2 separate regions of the Homo sapiens genome follow, and region 2 is linked to region 1. The links are chromatin loops, found by intact Hi-C in ENCODE. Cell type or tissue: PC-9. All regions are shown on one strand. Links, peaks and the distances in the headings refer to the core of each region. The heading gives the core; the rest is flanking DNA.

The links. Hi-C counts contacts between places; a loop is a spot of excess contacts. Peaks named below come from ENCODE experiments on the same cell type or tissue, not always from the same donor. Only the 100,000 strongest peaks of a DNase experiment are listed, where the experiment ranks them.
Region 2: it touches region 1 in a loop (5-fold over the local background); 4 of 110 quality-filtered maps call a loop at or near these places.

What each region holds. Positions count from the first base shown.
Region 1 is chr3:37,987,759-37,993,134 of GRCh38, forward strand. VILL (villin like) reads left to right here and starts at 3,028. Exons shown (of 20, transcript NM_015873.4): 1 at 3,028-3,071. RefSeq lists an enhancer at 5,040-5,334. In PC-9, for the core only: CTCF peaks have their summits at 2,803 and 3,006; DNase peaks (open chromatin) are centred at 2,943 and 5,103; H3K4me3 peaks cover 2,598 bases; H3K27ac peaks cover 2,639 bases.
Region 2 is chr3:37,933,247-37,938,622 of GRCh38, forward strand. All of the region lies in intron 1 of CTDSPL (CTD small phosphatase like), which reads left to right. Among named protein-coding and RNA genes, the nearest start is that of MIR26A1, 33 kb to the right of the region's middle. RefSeq lists an enhancer at 2,061-2,205 and a cis regulatory region at 2,127-2,140. In PC-9, for the core only: no CTCF peak of the experiment used is centred there; a DNase peak (open chromatin) is centred at 3,235; H3K27ac peaks cover 4,197 bases.

The DNA of each region.
Region 1 (5,376 bases), core at 228-5,227:
AGCTTCTCAGAGAAGGAGGACTGAGCCCAGTAAAGGGTCCAGATACACACACACACACACACACTGGGTCAGGCGCAGGCCACAGAAACATGTCAGCAAACGTTTTATTAAGCAACTGCAGTGCGCCAGGCACCGTTCTAGACACAGGTGGACAACAGCAAGGCCCTGCCCACAGTGACTCACAGTCCAGCTGGGACACAGACACTAACCAAAGATCCCACTTAGCAAAGAGACCAGCTTCTTGGAGCACCACGATGAGGAAAGTGGTGATGTCTGAGGAGGGAGACTGCTGTGGCTAAGGAGGGCGGGAAGGGCCCTCTGTGGGGCTGCCATTTTGGCTGGGACCTAAATGCAGTAAAGGAGCAGCTACGGGAATATAGAGAGTGGGGCTTCCAGGCAGAGAAGCCTGCAGTGCAAAGGTCTGCAGACAACGACCTGGGCGTCTTCAAGGGACACAAGGAATCATATTGCCAGAACACAGTAAGCCATGGGGAGAGTGATGGGAGAGGCAGCCGGGAACGGCCATTGAGAGTTTCATCCCAGTTTTAGTGGAAGCCACTGGAAGGTTTGGGGAGGGGGGTGATGTGAGCGGGTTTATGGTTAAATTCTGAGGTTGAATTTTCCCTCTAGTTAGTCAAAATCATAGAAAATAGAATGGTGGTTGCAAGGGGCTGGGGGCAATGGGGAGTCTATGTTTAATGGGTGCAGAGTTGCAGAGTTTCCGTTTTGTAAGATGAAAGAGTTCTGGAAATGGTGGCAGTGGTTGCACAACAATATGAGTGTCCTTAACACCACAGAACCGTATACTTAAAAGTGGATACAGGCCGGGCGTGGTGGCTTACGCCTGTAATCCCAACACTTTGGGAGGCTGAGGCCGGTGGATCGCTGGAGGTCAGGAGTTCGCAACCAGCCTGACCAACATAGTGAAACCCCGTCTCTACCAAAAATACAAAATTAGCCGGGTGTGGTGGTGCATGCCTGTAATCCCAGCTACTCAGGGGACTGAGGCAGGAGAATCACTTGAACCCGGGAGGCGGAGGCTGCAGTGAGCCAAGATCATGCCATTGCACTCCAGCCTCGGCAACAAGAGCAAAACTCTGTCTCAAATAAATACATAAATAAAAAGGGGATACAATGGTAAATTTTAAGTATATTTTACTACAATTTTTTAAATCTTGTGAAAAAAAGATTTTTTATATTTTACCACAATTTTTTTAAATCTTAGGAAAAAAGATCCCTCTGGCTACTGTGGTAGGATGGTCGTAGCGGCCAGGCAGACCCAGAGACACAGAGGGAGGCTGGCTCCGGAGCAGGCAGGAGGCGTGAGAGGGAGGGCCAGGCCCAGGATCCACCATGAACCAGCTGCCGACGGGCCAGTGGCTTGCGGGAGAGAGAAATCAGGGCAACTCCAGGTTTGGGGCCTAAGCACCCTCTGGATGTTCACACTGAACGTGTTCCTGGGGCTCAGAGAGGGTAGATCTGGGAGGGGCCTGAGGCGATGTTAAATGTGAGACCAAACGTGCTGGGAGAGATGTGACAGACGGAAGATGGAGACTTAGGCCGGGGCAAGGTTCGGGGGAGTTGGGTCAGGGAGACACTGGCGTTTCCATGCTATTTGCAGCCTTCAGACTGGAACTGGGAAGGAAACTGGAAAACAAACAGGAGTGAAGGCCCAAGCTCTGCTCCTGCTGCCATTTAGAGGCCTGAAGGAGACAGGTGGAGTGAGAGGGGAAGGAACAATGGTGACTGAACTGACTGCCGCTTGGTTGACAGCGGGCATTGGTGACTTAGGAAAGAGCCATTGCCAGGGAATTCAAGAACAAACAGAGCGGGTGGGCTGAGGGGAGATGGGGGAAGAGTCGGTGGGAAGAAGTGAGGACACAGAGTCTTCCTGGGCACAGAGACAAAAAGGGACAGGGAAACGGGTATGCACAGGTACAGTGGACACACTGCCACTGTCACAGACAGGGTCCCTGTCCCAAGTGGGGATCAGACAGACATGCCAGGATACAGGCACACACATGAGGTCGGACAGGCAATGGCACACATGGGGACGAGCCAAATGCCTGTGACACAGGCATCCCTTCACACACAGGGACCCTGCATTGTGTCTGTTAAACACAGTCACACACTAGCTGTAGGTCTTGCTGGACACAGACTGCCCCCGAGTCCCCAAGTCCCCAGACCCCTGTAACAGAGACCTTTGTGGGGTGAAGACTGAACACAGGGAGAGGGTCTTGGGCAGTGGGCAGGCTTTAGCAGCGTGGCTTTGATGGGATGGCCCACGCTGGCTGGGCCTTGGCTGGGACTGAGGCCCTAAGCCGCCAAGAGGAGGTTGTGCCCCTGGAGTTTCTGGAAGGCTCTGTTTGCAGCCCCTCCACCCCACAGTGAGAGAGAGAGAGTGGCAGTGGAGTGGCAGCTGAGGTGAGGGAGAGGTGTCTTCGCTGCAAGAGCTGGACTGGCCTCTCCCATGATGGGTATCAGGGTTCCCTGAGGAGGGCTGTGCCAGGCAGTGAGCTCACATTTGGGTAGGGACAGCAGAAATATCTAGAGGGAGCCCTGACCACCTTCCCCTCCTGAAGTGAGCTGGGTCTCACAGAGCCTGACCCCACAGCCCCCAGCCTTGGTCCTACTTCCTCCTAAAGTTTGCTGGAGTGGCCTGGCCCTCTTGGTCCAGGCGGAGCCCACCACTCCGGGTGAGGGATCAGGGGCCCATCTAGTACTCCAGAGAAGGAAATCCCAGTATCTTCCACACCCCACCTCTTAGCCCAGTCCAGGCCTCCATCCCCTGCTCTCTCTGGCCACTGGTACCCAGGCAGTGAGACCTGGGAGACTTAACCATAGCCCTGGGGAGGGCGCTGGTCCCGACGGCTTGCTCGATATTTGTTGACTGGCTGACTAAGTGAATGCCTAGCCCGCTGAGCACTGTGTGGTGGGGTGTGTCCTGCAGGGCAGGAGCTAGGATTGAGTTACAGTGGTGGGGACCAGGAGTAGGGAGGCAGAGACTGGCCCCGTGCCAGGCCTAGCACTGCCCACAGGCAGGGCGAAGGCGCGGGAGCAGTTTCCAGCAGGTAGGCCTGGGCAGAGAGTTGGGGGGCGGGGGTTTCCAGGGAACCAGTGGGGCAGAGTGGGCTATTCAAGTCAAGGGCATAGAGCATAGGGTCCCAGGGCTCAGGGCCACAGAGCCTCCGCGGCAGAATTGGGAGGCGGCAGCAGCCCAGCAGGTGAAAACACTGATGGGGCAGGGCAGCTGTGGCCGGCAGCCCAAGGGGAAGAAAGTGGCAGATTTTGTAGATGGGCAGGGAAGTCCGTGGCCCACAAATTCAGTGTGCCTGCCCCCAACCCTGGCCCCATCCTCCTTTCCCCTCACTCTAGAGGGCGGCACCACTCCCTGCTCCATGGAAACTGAGCAAGGTAATCTCGGGCTCCCTTCAAAGGTACCCACAAAAGAAGGAAGGGCTCCTGTAGGGAGAGAAAGAGGCACTGGAGGAGGGAGAAAGCGAGGAGAGAGGAGGCACCCAGGGACACGAGGGGCAGGGGGAGAGAAGAGGGGGTGTGTGAAGCGGGTAGGGAGTGCCCCGGGAAAGAGAGGGGAGCCTGGGGAAGAGAAGGAAAGACCTGGGGAGGAGGGTGGGGAGGGAGAGAGGGAGGGGTGTAGGGGAAGACAGGGAACCAGGAAAGGAGGAGGTGCCTGGGGAGGAAAAATGGGAGAAAAAGGGAAGGATCCCAGGGGAGAGGGGAAATCAGAGGGGAGAAAGAAGAACCAGGGGGAGGCAGGGGCACCCAGTGGGGACAGAGGGAAACCCTGGAAAAGCGGAGGCGTGGGGCATGGGGAGAGAAAGGGAAACCAGGGAAGGAATTGGGCATCCGGAAGAGAAAGGGGCCCTGAGTGGAGGAAGTGCACCCCCAGGGAAGAGAAGGAGGGCTTCTAGGAGAAGGGAGAGGACCAGGGATAGGAGGGTTCCCACTTGGGAAGGTGGTGAAAGGGAGTTCCCCAGAGGAAAGAGGGCAGGAGGGTTTGGGAGGCTGGAGGGGGCACTGTGGGGGGTTCCCCTGAGGAAAGAGGGCAGGAGGGCTTGGGAGGCTGGAGGTGGCACTGTGGGGAGGGAGGAGGCCCCCAATCTTTGAGCACCCATTCCTCCCTGGAGTCCAGGTGAAAGAGAATGAACACAGGTGCCATGCGAGTGCGACCTCAGCCCTGGCAGCTGAGGGCTTGGCTCTACGGGCTGGGGCTGGATATCAGACGGGCTCCCGGACCCCTGGGGGCGATGCTGCCTCTCCCAGTGACACCAGCCGAGTCCCAACTTTTTGGCTGCCAGTTTGACTTTCCAGTCCCCCATGTGCCCTGGTTGACACTGTTCTGAGGCCATCCAGTAGTCTTTCTGGCACTCTGTCACCATGTTGTACTCTTCCATGAGCTACAGCTCACAGTTTCTGTCTGCACCTCTGGTCACTGCCTGCCTGGGCCTCTGGTAACTGTCACTGGTCACTATTTCTGCCTATTACTCAGTGTCCTTCTACGGGGCCACCACTGGTGGACATCCTGCTTGTCACCCAATGTCCTCACGTTTTCTGTTGCTTGAGATCACCTTTTCATGGCCACTATGTCTGCCTGTCACTCATGTCATTGTCACACCAACAGGCCATCAACTGTGGCAACAGTTCTTGGGGCAATTAGGGTGCACGGACGGCTCCCTTCTCTATTCATTTTCACTCAGTCCAGTCGCAGGGCAGCACACTTCACTCATTCAACAAGTACTTACTGAGTACCTGCTGGGGGCCGGGCAGCTGGGATCCCACAGTAAACAACAAGACAAACCCCTGCCTTCAGGAATCTGCTGCTCTGGTGAGGGAGACCATAGCCAACAACCATCCTATGGTTTCCATAGGGTGTCGGGAGGAGCTGTGAGCTGTGACGGACCCAGCTCTAACCCCCTAGAAGGACAGCCCACTCTGCCCCTGCTCCCCTGCCCCACAGCCTCCTCCGCTCCCACATTTCTTTGGCTACATGTTGGGTGTTGCCACAGTGTACTGTGAACTCACCAGGGCCAAACCAGGGGCCCTGACAAAGGTGTAAGGAATGTGAGCCACTCTATGACACCTATTGTGCCACACCTGATTCTGTAACTCTGTCCCCTCACCTTGTTCTGCCTGGAGCCAAGGGTGTTCCTGCTATTGATAAGACACAGTGGGAGTGGAGGGGGAGGAGGGAAGGACTAACACACCAGGGTCACCCTGAGTGAGAGATTCAGAAAGAAGTGACTTTTGGACCAAACCTCACACACAGGTTTCTGAAGGAGTGGTGCAGGGAAGCCTCAGGTAATTGAATATGAAGTGCCAAGACATAACAAAATCGACAGAAGTGAGGGTCCCTTC
Region 2 (5,376 bases), core at 114-5,113, 55 kb before region 1:
TTTTAATACATGATATAAAATTCAAAAGATACAAAAGGGATTAGAGGGAAAAATCATTCTCCTCTCCCTTCCAGTTCTGTCTTCTATTTTCCCGATTTCTCTCCCAGGGGACAACCAGTTAGTTATAAATATTTCCAGAGATACTCTTTACCCATATAAGATTGTACATATACATGTGTTTTAAAATTTTATTTAATTTTGTATTTAGAGGTTAATGGTAGCATGCTACATGGACCTAGCAAGCTACTGTATGCACCTTGCTTTTCTCATTTACTGTCTCTTGGAGTATGCTCCATTCTCAGTAGGCAATATAGTGCAGAGATTGAGAGCACAGACCACTGGGTTTGAACAAACTCCACTCTTTACTAGCTAAGTCATCTTGGGCAAGTTTTCTAACTTCTCTGGGCCTTAAGTTCTTCATCTATAAAATGGATATAATAGTCCCTACCTCATAGGCATAGAATGACTGTAAGTATTAAATGAGTCAAGATACATGAAGTATATAGAGCTTGGCACATTTTACATAATTATTAACTATTACGAATACATATGGAGCTGCATCCTTCTTTTTAACACCTGTATAATATTCTACACTGGATGTATTATATATTTTATTTTGTCTGACCAGTCTCATATTGATGGACAACTAGATTGTTCCTAGTATTACTGTTGCAAACAAATTGCAGCATTTGCTGTGATGTATATTTTTAAAGGAAACAACATAAATGTCCAAAGTTAGTTTAATTATGGCACAGTATATGTCCATATGATGGAATAAATCAGAATAAGATTGTAGCTAGGTGTGGTGCTCAGGTCTGTTATCCCAATATTTTGGGAACCCAAAGTGGGAGTACTTCTTGAAGCCAGGAGTTAGAAAACAGTCTGGGCAACATATGGAAACCCTCTCTCTACAAAAAAAAAATTCAAAATATTAGCCAGGAACAGTGTCATATGCCTGTAGTCCCAGCTATTCAGGAGGCTGAGGTGAGAAGATGGCTTGAGCCCAGGAAGTCAAGACTACAGTGAGCCATGATTGCACCACACACTCCAGCCTGGGCAACAGAGCGAGACCCTCTCTCTTAAAAAAAAAAAAGAAAGAAAGAAAGAAAAGATGGTACAATGATATCTCATGATATGTGAAAATGTTTACATTTTATTAAGTAGAAACAAACACTTTTGAATTCTTACTAGATTTTTCCCATAATAAACATGATATAGATTGTACGAATTTAGAAATAATAGAAAAGTATAATCACCTTAGCCCCGTGATCCAGAAATAGCCACACTCAACATGTTGGTATATTTTACATAATCTCTCCTTCTGAAAACTTACACTAATTATTTTATGGGAAGCAAGAGTTACCATCTTTGCTAAAAGTAGCAGGGAGCTGTGAATTGGGTTCCCCAAATAGGGGGTTGGCCATATGTGGATGGCGTAGGTTAAAACTACTTGGAGGAGGGAGGCTTGCAGTAGACAAGAGGGATTCCTGGGAAAGTGGCGCTCTTTGAGCTATCTCTGGAAGGATAACAGGAGCTATTCCTTTTGAATATATCAGTCATTCTCATTGTTCTGTGTTTCCGTCCATATAGTCATTCACTCAGTAAACATCTATTATTAGAGGCCTATTTTATACCAACGTGTTTCTAGGTCCTAGGGGACTCAGATATGAACAAGATAGGTAAGGTCCCTGTACCCCTGGAGCCTACCCTCCAGAGCTTGTACAGACATTCATTACCGACTTACAGACATAGGGTATGTGTGCATGTGCCTGAGATGCTTCATCTCATACTGACCACAGACACTTCCCCGCATGTCTTCATAATGATCATCTCTTGTGGCTACACAGTGTTCCCTCCAGTTGCTATGTGCTGATTTTATTAACTATTCCTACTCTGTTGGACATTCATATTGTTTGCATGAATACTTCATAGTCTTTGGCACGTTACTCAACTGCTTTTCAAGTGAATTGTCCCAGTTTACAGAGCAACCAGCAACATGTGAGTGAATGGGCCTGTGCCATGAAAATCTCACCACCATCGTCTATATGTTTTTATCATTTCTATTCATTTAATAGGTTAAAAAAAAAACGGGGCCTTGTTGTTTAAACTTCTTTTATTTGATTATTGTTAAATTTTAACCTTTACTTCCTCTTAAGTGCATTATCTGTTCACATCCTTTGTTCTGTTACTTATTTTGGCTCTAAATGTTATAAACAGACTCTGTGCAGTGATGGCTAAGGGCTCAGATTCTAGACTCATACAAATCTGGTTTATGTCCAGCCCTGCTACTTAGAAGCTATGTGACCTTGGTCACAGGGGTTTAGGGAAGTGCTGAGGCAAGGAAGGGCATTTCCAGCAGAGGAGCTCTTCTGAGAAGCAGAATTAGTGAGAGGTTGGTGGCCTGGGTACATTTAAGGTGTGGTGGGACCTTGTCTGGCATCATCTAATAAGGCTACCAGGAGTATTATGGGTTTGTTCTGGAGTAGTTTTCAAACGTGGCATTTGGAGTGAAGGCAGGCAGCATTGGGCCTCAGATTCAGAGTTTCTCTATGGAAATTAGATCAAAACCTACAAGAGTCCCAGGGAAAGGTAGGGAGGGGCAAGTGGGAAAGCTGGGAGCCCTGGAGTCAGGTTGTTCTGGCTTTGAACCCCAGCAATCCCGATGCATAGTTGAGAATAGGTACTTTGAGTCTCTGTTTTCTCATCGGAAAATGGGTTGGTCATGTCAGTATTGCATACTGTGAAGACCAGAAACGATTTATGTCAGGGGCTTTGCACACACAAATAAGGCACTCAACAAATGTGGGTTGTTATGAACCCACAGTGGATGGGGAAACACATCTGCCTTTGTGGAAGATGAGAGCAGAATCCCTCCTGACCATTGTTAAGCCATCAGCCTTGCTCCTTCCCTTGGTTTGTCACTGCTGGAGGGACTACTGCCAGTACTGCAGTGGGAAAATGAGCTTTCAAAGGTACGTTTCTTTTATAGAGTGTCCGGTAGGAATTCCCTGGGGACATTTATCTCATGGAAATAGGAGAAGGACTGACTGGGTATCTCAAAAGGTGACTCTTAGTGACTGAGTCTCTTTTCTAGAAGAAAAGGATGTTTGGATTCTCAGCAGCCACATCTGCTTTTGAACTCTGTGCGGTTTGTGCCCTGGCCTCTTACCACTCCCAACACTCCCCCTTTTATTCAAACAGAGGACAGTTGTGTTTGTTGACCACTCTTTCAGGGTGGGAAAGGAATGTAATGTATGCATAGACTGCCCAGAATTTCCTGTTAGACACCCATTCCAAACCACGGCCCTGGGATGCATTCCAGAGATTACGGCCCAATTCTCAAAGAGAAGAAATGGCGCATTCATTTAAATGTCCCTGGCCTTCAGAAAGAGTTCCTCCTCTCCCCAGTTAAAAAAAAAAAAAAAAAAAAAAAAGGTGTTTAGCTTATTCCGTAATAATGTAGTTGTGAATTCAACTCTATGATTTCTTTAAGGTTGTAATGGCTCTGACCTTCCCACATGTGAAGAAATAGCCTTCACTTGGGCAATTTCAGTGTTCAGTTTTGTAGCATTAACAGCATTGATGTCCCCACTGATGCTTGGTACAGAGCATATGTTTAATGTTCTGCTATAAATACTTGAACAATGTAAATCTGCGATGGATTACCTTCTTAGTTCTGCTCTTGTGATGAGAAAGAAGCTAGTTTGAGGGCAGGCTTTTGGTGCTTTGAATCATTAGCAGTACATTTGGTGTGTTGTCAGAGAAAACCAGACCTGGGCAGTAGTTAAAGCAGCAAAAGCAGATTTTATTGAAAACTGTTGCAGTAGAAGGAAAGAGACATCAGTCCAAAACCAGGCTCAATTCTGAATACAGCATGGACAAGTGAGTACTCACAGCCAAGGAGTAGGATGGGAGTCAGTGGATAGAAAACTGCTAAGAAGAAACATCAGAGGTAGGGGGGCTTGTGGCTTATCTGACTGCTATGGTTTAGACGTGGTTTGTCCCCACCAAAGCTCATATTGGGGTGCCGTTGCCATTGTAGTGGTGTTGGGAGGTGGAACCTAATGGGAGCTGTCTGAGTCCCAGGGACAGATCCCTCATGAGTAAGTAAATACCATCTGGCCTGAGTGAGTTCTTGCTCTTATGGGACTGGATTAGTTACCTTGAGAGTAGGTTGTTATAAAGAAAGGCTCCTCCTCACGTTTGCCCTCCCTCCTTCTATGCATACCCCCTCCACTTTGTGCTTTCCACCATAAGTTGAAGCAGCGCGAGACCCTCGCCAGCTGGGCTACCCAGTCTTGGACTTTTCAACCTCCAGAATTGTGAGCCAAATAAACTTCTTTTCTTTATAAATTACCCAGTTTCAAGTATTCTGTTACACCAGTGCTAAATGGAATGAGGCACTGAACTAACAGGATTCTTGATGAAGACAAGCCAGGGTAGATCAGTCATCACCTGGGAGATGGTGGAGGGTGAGGAAACCAATTATGTATCAAGAGCAGTCAGATATGGAGGATGGAGGATTCTTGCTAAACTGATTTAGCAGGGATGTTGCTAAATTTGGATTTTACAAGGAAGTATGCAGGTGGACCTAGGAGTTTAGGAGTCTGACTGAAGTTTGGTCAAGCAAAGAATCTTTGTCAGTGTTAAGTCAGTTTTCTTCTGAAAATTTTATCATGCTGGGTCTTCAGGGATCCGGCCCCTGTGCCAGCACATTTATATTGTGAGAGGCTGGCTCGGCACCATAGAAATGAAAGGCAAGCCTTTGTTTTCTGTAGCTACCAAGTTGTAGTTTCTTCACTTGAGGAGAAACTTGAATGTTGAGGGATGGATTCATAGTGAGTAGCAAACATTTCCACCTACATTCCAGCTACTCTGATCTTGTCCTGAACTCCTTTGATTGTGTAGAGGTGTGTGGGGTGCTGGGAGTTTTAGGTCAGATCACAGATAGGAGAGATGGAAGCTGTGTATGGGTGTGGGTGGGTATGCTCAGGAATGTGAGTATGTGAAGCTCTGAATCGGTGCAGACCTCAGAGGTTTGGGTCCTGAAGCCAGGGGTTAAGGATGGTTCCAAAGCCTCCCCCGTCTTGAATCTAAACCAGATCAGAATGAAAGAATTATAAAAAGTCACTGGTTATATGGCATGGGCAGATATCACACTAATTAAGAAATGCTGGCTATTTGGGGTCAACATTTCAACTTCTGGATACTGAAGGGAACCAGTTAGGTCAGGAAGTACAAGAGAAATGCACCCTCAGCCTATGATATGAGCTGGATGTGGACCCAGTTGTGCCTCCATCTGTTGGCATAAACATAAACATCTGTTGGGTAGCTCTTTAGACCAGTCTTCTTGGGCCACTGAAGGACCAAGCCCCA